Regions from separate parts of the Homo sapiens genome. Here all the other regions are linked to region 2. A link is a loop called in an ENCODE intact Hi-C map of the cell type or tissue named here. Cell type or tissue: natural killer cell. All regions are shown on one strand. Region 1 overlaps TBXAS1 (thromboxane A synthase 1). Region 2 has its middle 9.2 kb from the start of TBXAS1. Region 3 overlaps TBXAS1 (thromboxane A synthase 1).

Region 1 (5,000 bases), 67 kb after region 2:
GTGTGGCTGGAGGTTGTTCCTGCTTCTGGGGCCAGGGCTGGGCCTGCAGATGAGGGACAGAGCACCTGGCTAGAAAGGAGAGAGGACTGCAGCGGCTGGAGCGTCAGCCACAGATTTTTAATTTTGCTTTCCTTGATATTCACATCCAAAATCTACCATGGAGAACTGTATATCACGTTCAAGGTGGAAGGGAACTAACTCATTCCTCATTAGTAACTATCAAATATGGCATCAGTACCTTCTTTATCCTGTAAGTGACAGCTCTGCACAGATGTGTTCCCAATCGATAGAATGTCTCAATTAAAGTTGCATAAAAGCTCTATTTTGAGCTAATATCTTCAAATAATAAATTCCACATTTAATTGAAGCGTACCTGCAACAAATCCAAGTTGTTCAACCCAAAATGCATAATAGAGTATGTAAAACAGTCATGAATCACTGTGACATTTGTCAAGGCATTCTCCCATCTGGAAGCAGGTCCAGAAAGCACATGGCTGTATGCATATATCTTTTGTCAAGAACTTTGCACAGACAGTCTCAAAAAGTGCACACATTTACCCAATTCTTAGGGCTCTTCACTCTGATTGAGAATGCAAATAGCATTCCTATTCTATCTAAAAAGAAGAAAGACAAGCCATCTTTGATTTCAAAATTTAAAAGAAATTATTACTAAATTTGAAGAAGCAATGAGTTCCCAATTCACTTAGAGCTTAAAGTTCCTCTTTCATCACTATTTTGTGAGCAGAGGAACTTTTTCCAAACAAGTTCTTAGAAATCCTTGCTTGATTAAAAACCAGTTCTAAATCTTGTTACTCACATAGGGCAAAAGGTAAAGGAATCTAAATGTCTAAAACCAAATTAACTCCAGATACTAGTGTGAACTTTCAAGCAAAAAAAGTCACACACCACCGCATACACGTTTGAAATTCTACTAAATTTTGAATGTTTGACGTTAGCCTTTAAACTGGAACATATTCTTCTTTCTTCCTTAGGATCTTTAAATCTTTTAAAGTTTGGGTTGTTTACTATGCATTCTAATTACTCCTGATCACTCTTATGTGTAACATTTCTATAGCTATGCACACAAAGTAATTCCTTAGCAAGGCCCCACCAAGTTTTATGATGCCTGCTTGCCTAGGGCAGATAATATAAACTTAACTACGAAAATAAGTTCTTTGATTATTCTTCGTATCTCAAGACCGTGCTCCTAACAACCTCTCCTCCATCTCACCCTCAAGCTGCAAGAATTTTGCAACCCACTCTATGAAGTTTTTCCACCCTGAGTAAGGCTGTCAGTTTATTGGCCTATTTATAAAGGTCTGACTCTCTGACATGTTCTCCAGGCTCCCCACATTAACCACTAAGGAGGCACTCTTTGCAGATGAATTTTTTTTTTTTTTTTTTTTTTTTTGGCCTCGGCTTAAAGAGGAACCTATTAACCTTTGCCCGGAATCTATGGCTGGTGAATGGCTTGTCATAGCATGTTAGTTTGATGAGGCAATTGTGGTCTTTTTTGTTAAAACACCCCCCAGCACCTCTTGATACTACTTGGCCTACTGGAGATGTGGGCATCCAGGATTGAATCAAAACTACTGCACTTCACAACAGAGCTACTGCAGGAAGGAAATCCAGGTACTCCCTGGCTTGTGCCACCTCCATCTTTTCCGTGGCTAATGTAATGCCTAGTGCATATTCACCACAAAGAGGCAACTGTTGAATGGCTCTTCCATTTGCCTTTGAAGATTGCTTGTAACTCTTCAAGTTCACTTCTTCATCTCACTGCCAGACCACAGCTTGAGACTGATGATTGACATGGCCACTAGGTTCTTCCCAAAGACTCCAGCCTAAAGATTGTTAGCTGCTTCCCCCAAAGGCTTAGCCTTCTCTGCTAGAGTTTTGGTTCTTTGGAGCATCCCATGAGCAAGAAGCCTCAGCTCTTTGTCCTCCTCTGTGTAGGAGCCCACAAGGATGCTTTATCTCCAATCTGGAATGGACACTTAGCATCCTGAGTTCTGCCCTGCTCAAAATCCATACCTGTTCATGAGTACCAGGGCTTCAGGGCCCGAGAACCCACAGCTAACACCCATAGGAGAAAGGTTTCATATGAGTAGGTGGGATGGGTTTTCATGCCTCTACAACCTGGCCAGCAGGAGGAACACTGTGACCCATGGTTTCAGAATTGATGGTCTCCCACTTCTCGGTTAGATCTAGGTATTGAGAATAACCTGAAGGACATTTGGCTGGAGGACATTATTTTTATTGTGTTAAAATATGCATCACACAAAATGTACTCTCCTATTTTTCATTGTATAGATCAGTTGCATTAAGTACCTTCACATTGTCGTGCAGCTATCATCATCGTTCACATCCAGAATTTTTTTCATCTTGCAAAGCTGAAACTTTGTCCTCATTAAACATTAACTCTCCCTTCCCTCCTCCCCCAGGCCCTGACAACCACCATTTTACCTTCTGTCTCTACAAATTTGACTACTCTAAGTACCTCAATAAAGTGGAATCATATGGTATTTTTCCTTTTGTAACTGGTTTATTTCACTTAATATAATATCCTCAAGGTTAATCCATGTTGTAGCACATGGGAGAACTACTGCCTTTTTAAGGCTGAGTAATATTCCATTGTAAGCCTATTCTGCCTTTTGTTTATTCGTTTGTTTGTAGATGGCGGAGTGTGTTACTTCCAGCATTGAGCTAATGTGAATAATGTTACTTGAATATGGATGTGGAAATACCTCTTTGAGACCCTGCTTTTAGTTCTTTTGGGTATATATGCAGAGGTGGAATTGCCAGATCACAGAGTAAATCTATTTTTAGCTCTTTGAAGACCGTCATACTGTTTTCCATAGTGACCATACCATTTCACCTTTGGAGGACATCTTATAGCAATGCTTTGTTGTCCCCTTTTCACCACGATTATGTGGCCATTACTTCTTGTTTTCAAACCTTGAGAGTGAGCTCAGGTTAAATTTACACTTCCCTTTGTGCCCTGGATCCCAACTGGTCAAGGTGAACCACACATTTCTAATTGGAATGTATGACCCCAGTGACTTTGCCTGTAACTTCCTTTTGGCTAGGCCAGTAAGCGCATTTTTAACCAAACCGACCCCATTATCAACAAATGCTTGCACTGCACGATAAATTCAGTTTGCTTTAATAAATTCCCAGTAGTCCTCACCCAGAGCTCCTTCTCCTCTTATCTCACTCCTTGCTGCCAAACCCTTTACAATTTATGTGTCTGCCTTTCGGTTCTGCCTTCAGCCCCCTCCAAGTTTCCTCTTTCCCACCAGCTCACTGTGGCCTTTGTGTCTCACATAAATTTTGTCTTCTGTGTCTGAAACTCTTACTGACTTCTGCTTCCTTGTTCCCTGGGTCTACACTGTTCCTTCTCTTCCTGGAACTGACCCTTCGATCTCTGGGCTTCCTACCTTGAGTAATTTGTCAAAATCCTGTTCTTGCAATTGGTGGCTTCTCAATTTTTTTCCTCTGGGTTTTTTTCCCACAGTCTTTCCACTATATCACAGGGCATACACTCCTGCTTCATGACTGTTCATGACATATTGAATTCCCCTCTTGTACCCCACAGTCTCTGCACTGAGTGTGTGCTCATTGGGAAAGGTTAGCTCACATTATACCTATCCAAAAAAGGAGAGGTGGCAGGTGGCCTGTGGAGAAGAGTGTATCCAGGCACATATGCATGGGAGAAAGTTCAGAGGTTTTGGCTGAGATAGAAAGAAGAAGAGTAGAGGCCAAATGTGTGCTAGGAAAATGTGATGTTTGGGGCACAAGTAGAGAGGACAACCTTGGCAGTGGCAGATGAGAGAGAACCTCAGGACTGGTGCTAAGGAGGTGGGTTATTTAAAGAAAGTTGTGCAGGTATAGAGTGGAGAAGGGGTGCAGGGGGAGGATGGAATTGAGTTAAAAAAAAAAACTAGCAAAAAACATTCTGATAGCACAGGTGAGAGAGATAAGAGTGATTTAGATTATCAGAAATGGAAGGAAAAGAAGGAGAATTTTATAGAGAAAGTGTCCTGTAGTGGCCGGGTGTGGTGACTCGTGCCTGTAATTCTAGCACATTGGGAGGCCGAGGTGGGGAGATTGCTTGAGCCCAGGAGTTTGAGACAGCCTGGGCAATATAGTGAAACCACATCTCTACAAAAAATACCAAAATTAGCTGGGTGTGGTGGCATGTGCGCCTGTTGTCCCAAGTACTTTGGAGGCTGAGATAGGAGGATCGCTTGAGCCAGGAAGGCAGAGGCTGCAGTGAGCTGAGATCATGTCACTGTAATCCTGTCGAAAAAAAAGGAAAAAAAAAAAAGAAAAGAAAATGTCCTAAAAATGCAGCAAGTCATTGATTGTAACAAGTAAGAGATGAGTCAACATTAATCACTGAGGCTGACTTCAAATGCTGGAGACAACATGGTGATTCCACCATAATTAAGAGGTTGAACAGGGCAAAGACAAAATAGTTTTATCTTTTTCTTAATCCGTTGGAGCTTGTCCTCATCCTCATGTGTTCAAGCTGTTATAACAAAGTGCCATAGACTGGGTGGCTTATGAATAACAGAAATTTATTTCTCATAGTTGTGGGGACTGGGAAGTCCAAGATCAAGGAACCAACAGATTCATTGTCTGGTGAGGGCTCACTTTCTGGTTCATAGATGGTGCCTTCTCACTGCACCCTCCCGTGGTGGAAGAGGTGAAAGAGCTCCCTAGGGCCTCCTTTATAAGAGCACTAATCCTGTTCAAGAGGGCTCTGCCCTCATGACCCATTTGTCCCCCAAAGACCCCACCTTCTAATACTGTCATCTGGGGGTTTAAGATTTCAACATATGAATCTGTTGGGGGGATGGATACAAACATTCAGACCATGGCAGAGCTGCTAAGGAGACATTGGGTGCAAGGTGACTTAGGAATGAAGCACTCAGAGGATCAGGAAGCTGCATTAGGAAGGAGAGAGGAATGGGAGCTCCAGGGTAGGCCTGGAA
Region 2 (5,000 bases):
ATAAACCCGGAACAGGTACAGGCAGCCACGGGGTGTCCAGAGGACGCAGCTTTAGTAACTTCAAGTGCTCAGGGGTGGGAATGGGTACACTCCAGTCTTTGAGTTAAATAGCATGAAAGTGAGATGATGTGGAGAACTGAACTAATTACTCAAGGACTCAAGAACTCACTGCTCTCTCTGCACCTCTTCTTTTCTTTATGGTATTTCACTCATTATATCCTTCTTAGAAAATCTAGGTTGAGAAATGATTTTATGGTTATTTCAATAAACTGATATATTTTATAGAAAATGAGCCAGGTTCTTGGATTATGGAAACAAACCTTAATTTATGTCAAGTGTTCTTGCAGAAAGAGTGGTGCCACCTACCTTCATAACCTGAAGAGCACCATTGTTACCTGATGGCAGCTACCTAAAACACAGGCAGTAGTACATTCATTCATTTCAGAAACATTTCGTGATCACCTACTGAGTGACAAGCAGGCATTCTCCCAGTCACTGGGGATACATTGTTGAACCAGATATAACTCTTCTTCTCAAAAAGCTTACATCTAGAGTGTTGGTAGAGGCAAGCTCACTGAGTAGGATTGGGGTGCTGTGGCAGGACACGGATCGACAATGGATCATCTCTGGGAGGCCCTGGAGGGTTCCTTGAGGAGGTGGTGGCTACTCTAAGTCCTGAAAATGCACAGAAAGGAGCCTGCCTTGTTAGGAGAGGGTGAAGGTATAGGATGGCACAGGGCCTGTTGTAACTCAGGTGGGTGCAGGTACAAGTCAGACTGGGGTTCAGTACAGAGACCACCAGTACAGACAGGGATGGAACTAGGATCAGTAAAGACAGGGACTTGGCTAAATGTTCAAGGTACGAAGGTGTTGGCCAGGCTGTTCTCTAACTCCTGACCTCAAGTGATCCACCTGCTTTGGCCTCCCAAAGTGCTAGGATTATAGGTATGAGCCACCACGCCCAGCCTCCCTCACTCAGTTCTTATTTCTATACTGCCATTCTAGGTGGAGACTGGTACCATACCACCTGCTGACATATTCCCTTGGAGGCAGCTGCTGCCAAAACTTAGGATTATCTTCTACTTGAGGGTTTACCATTATTGGGCCTGTGCCTGGGTCGCAGTGCCCCCTTTGCAGACAGAGTGAATATTTCTGATTTACATTGTTCATTGGAGTGTGGAGAATTGAGCCTTGATTCAAGTAGAAACCACGTTCTCAGAGGGTCCAGCTGGGCTGGTGAGATGAATACCACACATAGACGGCTCCAATGGCTTCATGGAGCTGGGGGAAGGCTCCTGGTGGCACATGTAGAGCAGACCCCTGGTAGCAACTCAGCCTCCTGGAGAGAGAGTTGGGAATACTGGGTCAGATGCCATCATACCAGCATCTCAGAGGCTAGTCCCTCTCCATCCCTGATCCCTGAACTAGCTACTGGGCCTTGGCTTTTTAGCAGAGGGCTGCAATTGCCACCCTCCAGCCTGTTCTAGTGGCTTGTTTCCTATACAGGAATTGGTGAATTGAGGACATACCCAGAATGGGACCCCACCTGTGGCAGGAATGCTATATGCTTTCCAAACCTCTTTCCTTTTCCTCCTGGGCTGGCTCCATTTCTCAGCCTCCTTTGCAATTAGGGGTGGTCATGTTTCCAAAGAGTGTGTACACCACCTCCAGGCCTGGCCTGTAAAATTCTTCCTCATATCATCTTCTCTGTTTTCCACTTGCCAGCTGGTTGTGGATGATCCAGCAGAGGCATCTGAGGTTCCAGTGGACGACAGGGTTACAAGATGGAAAAAGCCTGAATTCCTGAGTCACTGCATGGAAGGCTGCCTACTGAACACACACATTTGGGCTGTTACATGAGTGACAGACACACTTCTGTAGTGTGAAGCTCTTGAGATTTGGGGGCCCCTCATTACAACACTTATGCTATTCATTCTTTCCCCCAACTCTCTTCTTTTGTTTGTTTGTTTTTTGTTTGAGATGCAGTCTCACTCTGTCGCCCAGGCTGGAGTGCAGTGGCACTATCTTGGCTCACTGCAACCTCCGCCTCCCAGGTTCAAGCGATTCTCCTGCCTCAGCCTCCCTAGTAACTGGGATTACAGGTGCACGCCACCATGCCCGGCTAATTTTTGTATTTTTAGTAGAGATGGGTTTTCACCATGTTGGCCAGGCTGGTCTGAAACTCCTGACCTCAAGTGATCCACCTGCCTTGGCCTCCTAAAGTGCTGGAATTGCAGGTATGAGCCACCACTCTCAGCCTCCCCAACTCAGCTCTTATTTCTATATTGCCATACTAGGTGGAGATTGGGGCCCTACCACCTGCTGACATATTTCCTTGGAGGCATCTGCTGCCAGAACTTCGAATTATCTTCTGCTTGAGAGTTTCTATTATTGGGCCTGTGCCTGGGTCACAGTGCCCCCTTTGCTCTGTAGTGGGACTTCCTGGTCCTGACAACTTGCCTGAAATGCCATTTGTGATCTTGCTGTCAAACTCTGGATTCTAACTTTTGCTTTCTGAGCATGCTGTCTGTCTCCTTATGCCTGCTCCCACTCTCACTCCCAGTGACTAGGAGGTGAAAAATGACTGTTCCAGGCACCAACTTGCCTGAAAGCTCTAAGACTTGCCTTAAGGCAGTCAAGCCGTCTGCTGACTCTCCACTTTTGCAAGGAGAACTACGTCTAGTCATCAACATGTAGCCGCATCCAGCCATGAGGAGGGGCGGGAGAGATTTGACAACATCTCAGGAAGTGCTAACATCTGACAAGCTGAGATCATGGGTGTCATAAATTGATAGAGAGGCTGAAATGAGAAGGAGATAGGATGGGCCATGTGTGGTTAGCAACATCAAGAGCAACTTGTAGTTGACAACCTCATTGCTCATCTTCTGCTGACACATACAGCCAAAGTCTGAATGGTGGCATTGCTTCAACTCCCCTGCTGTGTGATGGGGGCACCTGATTGATGTTGACACGCCAATGTTGGGCTATCATCGGAGGAGGTCTGTATTAATTTTAACAATGAAAATAGACGGGTTACAGTTACCCTAAATAGCATCAAGTCACCCCACTTCATAAAGCCCTTCAATGGCTTTCCTTTCCTTTTGGAAGGAAGTAGTGCATTTTTCACATGGTCCACTGGGTCTTAGATGTCCTGACCCTACCTTATCTCTCCTGTGTAGGCCAGTCCTACCCTTTCTTCTGCTTAATGCCTCCCAGCCATGCTGGTGTTTTCTACATTCTTCATGCGCACCCAGCACAGTGCCAGGCACCCTGTACAAATTCAATAAATAATTCTTGGATTAATGAATAAGAGGTCAATCAGGAGATGGCTGCAATCTAATGAGAAACCATGGAGCTGATATTTGGGTGGGTGTCTCTAAATCTAAGCCCTAAGAAACCTTGCTCGTTCACTGTTCTAGTGTCTTCCCATTGCCTAGAACAGTCTCCCATGCCCAGTAGATGCCAAGGCATTTGTTGAATCAACGAAATGAAGTAGAATGAATGGATAAAAGGAGTAGTGACCAGAATGAGGGAGACTTCATAGGCAGGACCAGCAGGGCTTGCTGACTAACTGGATTTTGAGATGAGGGGGCTGAGAGAAGTCAAGGATGATCCCAAGTTTCTGGCTTGGGGCTGAAGGGAGGAAGGTACAATTTACTGAGACGGGGGAGATGGGATGAGGTTAATGGAGAAAGGAGGCTGCGGCAATGAGTCTAGCTTTAGATTTTTCGAGTCTGTAGCATCTGTAGGCTGGTTGTCAGAGGATGTCCAGTGGGCAGCTGGATATATTGGTCTGAAACTCAGGAATGACAATTGGGCTGGAGAGAATAGATTTGGGAGTGAACAGCCTGTGATGTTAACAAAAGCCAAGTGAGTGGATGAGATTGCAATGTGATAGGTGGTGTGGTTGTACAATGATGTATAAAATATGGTCCCTGCCCTCAAGACTAATACAAAATCAAGATATGACATAGACCTTAAAACTGTTTATGAGCCCATCCATATCTCCATAGCAACCTTGAAGCAGAGCGATAGCTCTGCCCTTATCACAGGCAGGGGAAACACACAGATGGCTGCTGTCTCCCACAAGTCTCCCACTGCAGGAGATGTTTCCTCTTCCCCGTGGGACCCACAATGAGTGGCACCTGCAAATTCCACTCTTCTAGCCAGTCCAAACCCGAGTCTTCTTCCACGTCTCAGCCATGGGGCCGAAGAGAGGGAGGGGGACGTCAGAATCAGCCCTTTCTGTCCAAACCCCCTTTTCTCTAGGTCTTGTCTCTCTACACCCTCCACTTTGCCAAAGCCAGGAAGGAGGTGGCCGTAATGACCACATTGCCACTTTCCCTTGGTCTTTCTGTGGCACGAATGCTGTACGTCGTTTCCTGCTTCCTGCAACTGTCCGCCAGTGGCTTCAGTGGAAACAATCACAGACCTCGTGTATTGAGTGCTCCCTGTGAGCCAGAGCTCCACTAATCAGGCCACACGAGGAATTCATTTTCCTCTCAACCATCCTAGGCAGTGTGGACAGTTATCACCACTTCACAAATGAGAAACCGAGGCTCAGAGAGATCATTTTGGGTTCTAAGATTGTCTAAGCTAGAGTATGGAAGGGGTAGGATTTGAACACAGGTCATTTGAAAACAAAAAGCTGCATCCTTAAGCAGTAAAATAAGGTTCCTCAGCTAATGGTCCTGTTGTCTGCTTGCTCTCTCTTATACTCTTTCTCTCTCTCTCTCTCTGGTTATATCTGTTGAATCTTTTTCCAGGCATCTCTTTGGTATTGCCCTGTAAGGCTGCTCTTCTTGGTGTTGGTTCCCCCACCCTCAACTCCGTGCTTCCCTTCTCAGCACTCTACCTGTTCTCTGTAGCCCACTTTTATCCCTATGGCTTTGCCCCATCCACAAGCAAATGGCTCTCAAAATGAAAATTATTTCCCTACTTCAGATTTTTCTCCTGACCTCTACAGATCTGGCCATCTCCCGAGCATCTTAATCTGTGGG
Region 3 (5,000 bases), 50 kb after region 2:
CCCCGTCTCTACTAAAATACAAAAATTAGCCTGGCGTGGTGGGCGCCTGTAATCCTGGCTACTCAGGAGGCTGAGGCAGGAGAATCGCTTGAGCCCAGGAAGAGGAGGTTGCAGTGAACTGAGATTGTGCCACTGCACTCCAGCCTGGGTGACAGAGTGAGACTCTGCCTCGAAAATAAATAATAAATAAATAAATAAATAAATAAATAAATAAAGAGAAAGCCTTGAGGAAGATAAAATACAGGAAATTTTCCAGCCTTTACAAATTGAACCTGATTTTGAGAATGATCCAGTGGCCCGATTTATTTTGAGAATGGACAGTAAATTGTACCGCTGGCACAGCAGTATTTGTGTCCTGTAGCGTTTAATGACCTCGTTGGTTGTGAAAATAAAACCGAAAGATGCTGTCTAAAGCTATATATACTTTCTGTTGTCGTTTTCCAACTTAAGTATCCTTGATGTAAACAATGACAGGTGTCCATAACCATAATTGTGGGAAACATTTGCATTAATTCACATCAAAGGAAACCCATTGTAAACATCAGAACATGGTGATCGTCTGATCATTGCGTATTACCTGCTTTACACAGTAGCATCCCTGGCCTCCTGCACTTTTTTAAATGGCACAGGACTTAATAACACAATTTGACATAAAAGGATTTTTTTTACAATGACAATTTTTAAAGTTACAGCAAGATATTTAAAAACAACTTTTCATTGACCCTGTAAGACTCACTCATAAGTATCCCTAGTGTACCACTTAACCTAGGGCTGCCATATCAAAGTACTACAAACTTGAGTGGCTGGAAACTCCAGAATTTATTTATTTATTTATTTATTTATTTATTCATTTTTTGAGACGGGGTTTTGCTCTGTTGCCCAGGCTGGAGTGTACTGGTACAAAAGTAGCTCATTGTAGCCTCAAACTCCTGAGCTCAAGTGATCCTCCCATCCCAGCCTTCCAAGTAGCTGGGACTATAGGTGTGTGCCACCACACCTGGCTAATATTTTTTTTTTTTTTTTTTTTTTGAGACAGGGTCTTGCTTCATCATCCCAGCTGGAGCGCAGTGGCACAATCTTGGCTCACTGCAACTTCCACCTCCTGGGTTCAAGCGATTCTCGTGCCTTAGCCTCCCGAGTAGTTGGGATTACAAGCCTGCCTGGTTACCTTTTGTATTTTTTTTTTTAGTAGAGATGAGGTTTTGCCATGTTGGCCAGGCTGATCTCAAACTCCTGACCTCAAGTGATCTGCCTGCCTTGGCTCCCCGAAGTGCTGGGATTACAGGCACGAGCCACCACGACCAGGCTCACCCGGCTAATTTTTTTACACTTTGTAGAGGTGAGGGTCTTGCTGTGTTGCCCAGGCTGGTCTCAAACTCCTGGGCTCAAATAATTGTCCTACCTTGGCCTTCCAAAGTGCTAGGTTTATAGGCATGAGCCACCACACCCAGACCACCAGAAATTTATTGTGTCACAGTTCTGGGCCAGGAGCCTGAAATTGAGGTGTCTGCAGGGCTATGTTCCCTATGAAATCTGTAGGGGAGAATCCTTCCTTGCCTCTTCCTAGCTTCTAGTGGTTGGCTGACTATCTTTGACATACCTTGGCTTGCAGTGGCCTGACACCAATCTCTGCTTTCATAGTCACTCGGCACTTTCCTGTGAATCTCTGTCTTCACATGGCCATCTTCTCATAAGGACACCAGTCATATTGGATTGAGGGGCCCCTGTACTTCAGTATGACTTTATTTATTTATTTTTTTGAGACAGAGTCTCACTCTGTCACCCAGGCTGGAGTGCAGTGGTACAATCTTGGCTCACTGCAACCTCCTCCTCCCAGGTTCAAGAGATTCTCTTATCTTAGCCTCCCGATTTGCTAGGATTACAGGCATGCAACACTACCCCTGGCTATTTTTTTGCATTTTTAGTAGAGATGGGGTTTCACCATATGGGCTAGGCTGGTCTTGAGCTCCTGGCCTCAAGTGATCTGCCTGCCTCAGCCTCCCAAAGTGCTGGGATTACAGGCATCAGCAGCCGTGCCTGGCCTATATGACTTCATCTTAACTAATTACATTTGCAGTGACCCTATTTCCAAGTCACATTCTGAGATTAGGACTTCTGGAGGTTAGGACTTCAACTTATCTTTTTGGTGGTGATACAATTCAACCCATTACAACTGGGGTTCATTGATTTTGGGTTAAGAACGTGTTGAGACAGTCAGAGGGCAGCAAGGGGACCCTGAGACCAGAGGGTATGAAACAAGAGTGCAGAGAAGGAAGTGGTAGGGAGACAAATGGAACCCATGTTGCTATTTTGCCCATAAATTTGGTGGCAATGATCTCTCCCTGCAGATTTGGGTGCAGGAACTTGAGTTACTGATGGCAATATTTGGCCAGTTTCCAGCTGAAGATGCTCAAGTTCCAGATTTGAGTCGAGGCTACAAATGCTCAAGTTCCAGATTTGAGTCGAGGCTGCAAAGGGAAGTTTGTGGTGGTGTCCAGGACACTCTGCTGATGCCATGTGTTTGAAAATGTCTGAATTTTGTGCATAGACACACTAGCAGTATTTTCATAAGTGGAGTTACATAATTAGGGCATGGACTTGCATAATAATTAGCATGTGTAATTAGGCACAGACTTCTTGTCCTTTAGACAATCAAGACATCTAATTACAAAATTAAGATGTAATTATGTGGTCCAAGGTCTACATCTTTTTTTCTACCCATTAGAGATTACTTTTAGAAAATAATTCAAAAAAGCTGATGAAGAAATGAACATAGACACGAATTTGAGGATGTTAAAGAAAGTGTTAAGTGGGCTGGTAAGTTTCCTTTGGTCTTTCCTCTCTGTTGTAAGGGGAATTATTTAAAACATTATGGTCCACTTGAAAGAATAACTTTTACCAACTGTGCTGTCAACCTTCGGTACTCACACTAATGAAGAGGAGTGTTGGTATGACTAATCCTTGGCGTTCACGTGTGGCTCTTGAGTGTGGTTTGTAATCACACTTGAACATGGACCTAAATGTGACGTACTGGGAATTCATTCAAACCTATTAATGGAGCCATACGGTGGAAATCTTAGGATAACTTGGGATAGAGGACATCCTGCCTTCCCGTTCTGCCCTGGTTCTCCCTTGTGACCACTTTAAAAATCGACTCATTTGGCCAGGTGTGGTGGCTTATGCCTTTAATCCCAGCACTTTGGGAGGCCAAGGCAGGAGGACCGCTTGAGGCCAGGAGTTAAGACCAACCTGGACAATATAGGGAGACCCTGTCTCTACAAAGAATCTGAAATACTAGTTGGGAGTGGTGGCACATACCTGTAGTCCCAGCTACTTGGGAAGCTGAGGCAGGAGAATCACTTGAGCCCAGGAGTTTTAGGCTGCAGTGAGCCTCCACTGCACTCCAGCCTGGGTGACAGAAATAAATAAAGAAATAAATAGCACATTGCTCAGAATAATGCAAACCAGCACTTAAGCTGTGTTTCCTTTCCCTGAATATTTGAGTATTTTTATTTTAAGTACTCCTTATTGACTGCAGGTGGGAAAGATCAAAGAGTATAGCAAATACTCTGTCCTTTGAAAAAGAGTGATTCTTATAGCAGTAATAGTTTGAGTTTCAATACACACAGAAAGCTAGATTGTACTGATAGTCTCCATGTTTTTCCTTGCCCTTAAATTGTGATTTGGCTGATCTCTGCGTGATGCTAAACAACCAGTTTGACTCATTAATTTTGCTGAACTAACTGAACTTTTGACCTAATTGGCTGCTGGTTAGGGATCAGAGCCATATGTGCAGGTTTTTCTAAGCCAGTTCTGACTTTAGCTGTGTTATCCCTCTGTTCCTATAAACTGTTGAAATACCATAGTAATTCCAATGTTTTGACAGCCACACTGCACTTCTCAGACTGCCGCTTTCTCCTGGGAAGTGGCACAGAAATCTGTCGGACCACGCTTCCTGATTTTTGGTTAAGAAAATATGCTTCCCATATGGTTGCGGGCCGAGAAAACAAAGACTTAAAGAGGTTGTAAGCATTTGGTGATAGGTCTTCTCCTCATGGCGCCTTCCCTCCGTTCCTATTTTTACTATTCTCTGTAAGGCCAGGGAATGTGATGAGGGACAAATTATGTGTGTGGCAGGGAGGGGTTAGTCTTGACCATGAAAATACACACATTTGCACAGGGAGCTTTTGCCATTGTTAGTTTTTTTACCTTGCCTTCTGAGCAATTGCTCGTGATAGATTTAGAGGCAAAGGAAAGGAATTGGAGAGAGTGGCATTTTTAAAACAATCTATTAAGAGGAATTCTAGGTCAGAGAGGGGCAGTTGGACTACATCATCTGTAAGGCATCTCCAGCTCAGAGGTTTCAGGATTCGTTGATCTCCAGCAGGTCACTCAACAGGAGGTTGACTGGACTCCTATTCTACTCACTCAACTCTAGGCCTCCAATTTTTTGGTTCTTAGATGTGGTGACTGGAAACCTATTCTTTTGCCTTTACTTCCAGAGAGCTCAGTAATTCTAGTTCCTAATAGAGCCTAAAGCATGAGTGCAACTTCATTTCTCAGCTTTTGAAATCTGCTTTTCCCTCCAGGTACTCCACATCAGCATTCTCAAGACTGGAGAAGTTAGGCCTCAGACATCCCAAGCCTTCTCCTTTCATTGGAAACTTGACATTTTTCCGCCAGGTAAGGGCTGTCTTCCATTGGCTTCCATCATAAAATATGCTGAGGGCCAGGCACAGTGGCTCATGGCTGTAATCCCAGCACTTTGGGAGGCCGAAGCGTGTGGATCACCTGAGGTCAGGAGTTCGAGACCAGCCTGACCAACATGGTGAAACCCCGTCTCTACTAAATACAAAAAATTAGCTGGGCATGGTGGCTCATGCCTGTAATCCCAGCTACTTGGGAGGCTGAGGCAGGAGAATCACTTGAACCCAGGAGGTGGAGGTTGCACTGAGCCGAGATTGCACCATTGCACTTTAGCCTGGGCAACAAGAGCAAAA

What was found. Hi-C counts contacts between places; a loop is a spot of excess contacts. Peaks named below come from ENCODE experiments on the same cell type or tissue, not always from the same donor. Only the 100,000 strongest peaks of a DNase experiment are listed, where the experiment ranks them.
Region 1: a loop joins it to region 2, with 4 times the contacts of the local background. A loop is called at or near these places in 2 of 110 quality-filtered maps.
Region 3: it touches region 2 in a loop (5-fold over the local background); 3 of 110 quality-filtered maps call a loop at or near these places.

Annotation. Positions count from the first base shown.
Region 1 is chr7:139,885,001-139,890,000 of GRCh38, forward strand. All of the region lies in intron 3 of TBXAS1 (thromboxane A synthase 1), which reads left to right. Among named protein-coding and RNA genes, the nearest start is that of TBXAS1, 58 kb to the left of the region's middle. RefSeq lists a silencer at 3,090-3,384. In natural killer cell, no CTCF peak of the experiment used is centred here; no DNase peak of the experiment used is centred here; H3K27ac peaks cover 1,645 bases.
Region 2 is chr7:139,817,544-139,822,543 of GRCh38, forward strand. It overlaps a transcript of TBXAS1 not described here. Among named protein-coding and RNA genes, the nearest start is that of TBXAS1, 9.2 kb to the right of the region's middle. In natural killer cell, a CTCF peak has its summit at 2,429; no DNase peak of the experiment used is centred here; H3K27ac peaks cover 990 bases.
Region 3 is chr7:139,867,646-139,872,645 of GRCh38, forward strand. It overlaps TBXAS1 (thromboxane A synthase 1), which reads left to right. Exons shown (of 13, transcript NM_001061.7): 2 at 4,590-4,683. Among named protein-coding and RNA genes, the nearest start is that of TBXAS1, 41 kb to the left of the region's middle. In natural killer cell, no CTCF peak of the experiment used is centred here; no DNase peak of the experiment used is centred here; H3K27ac peaks cover 285 bases.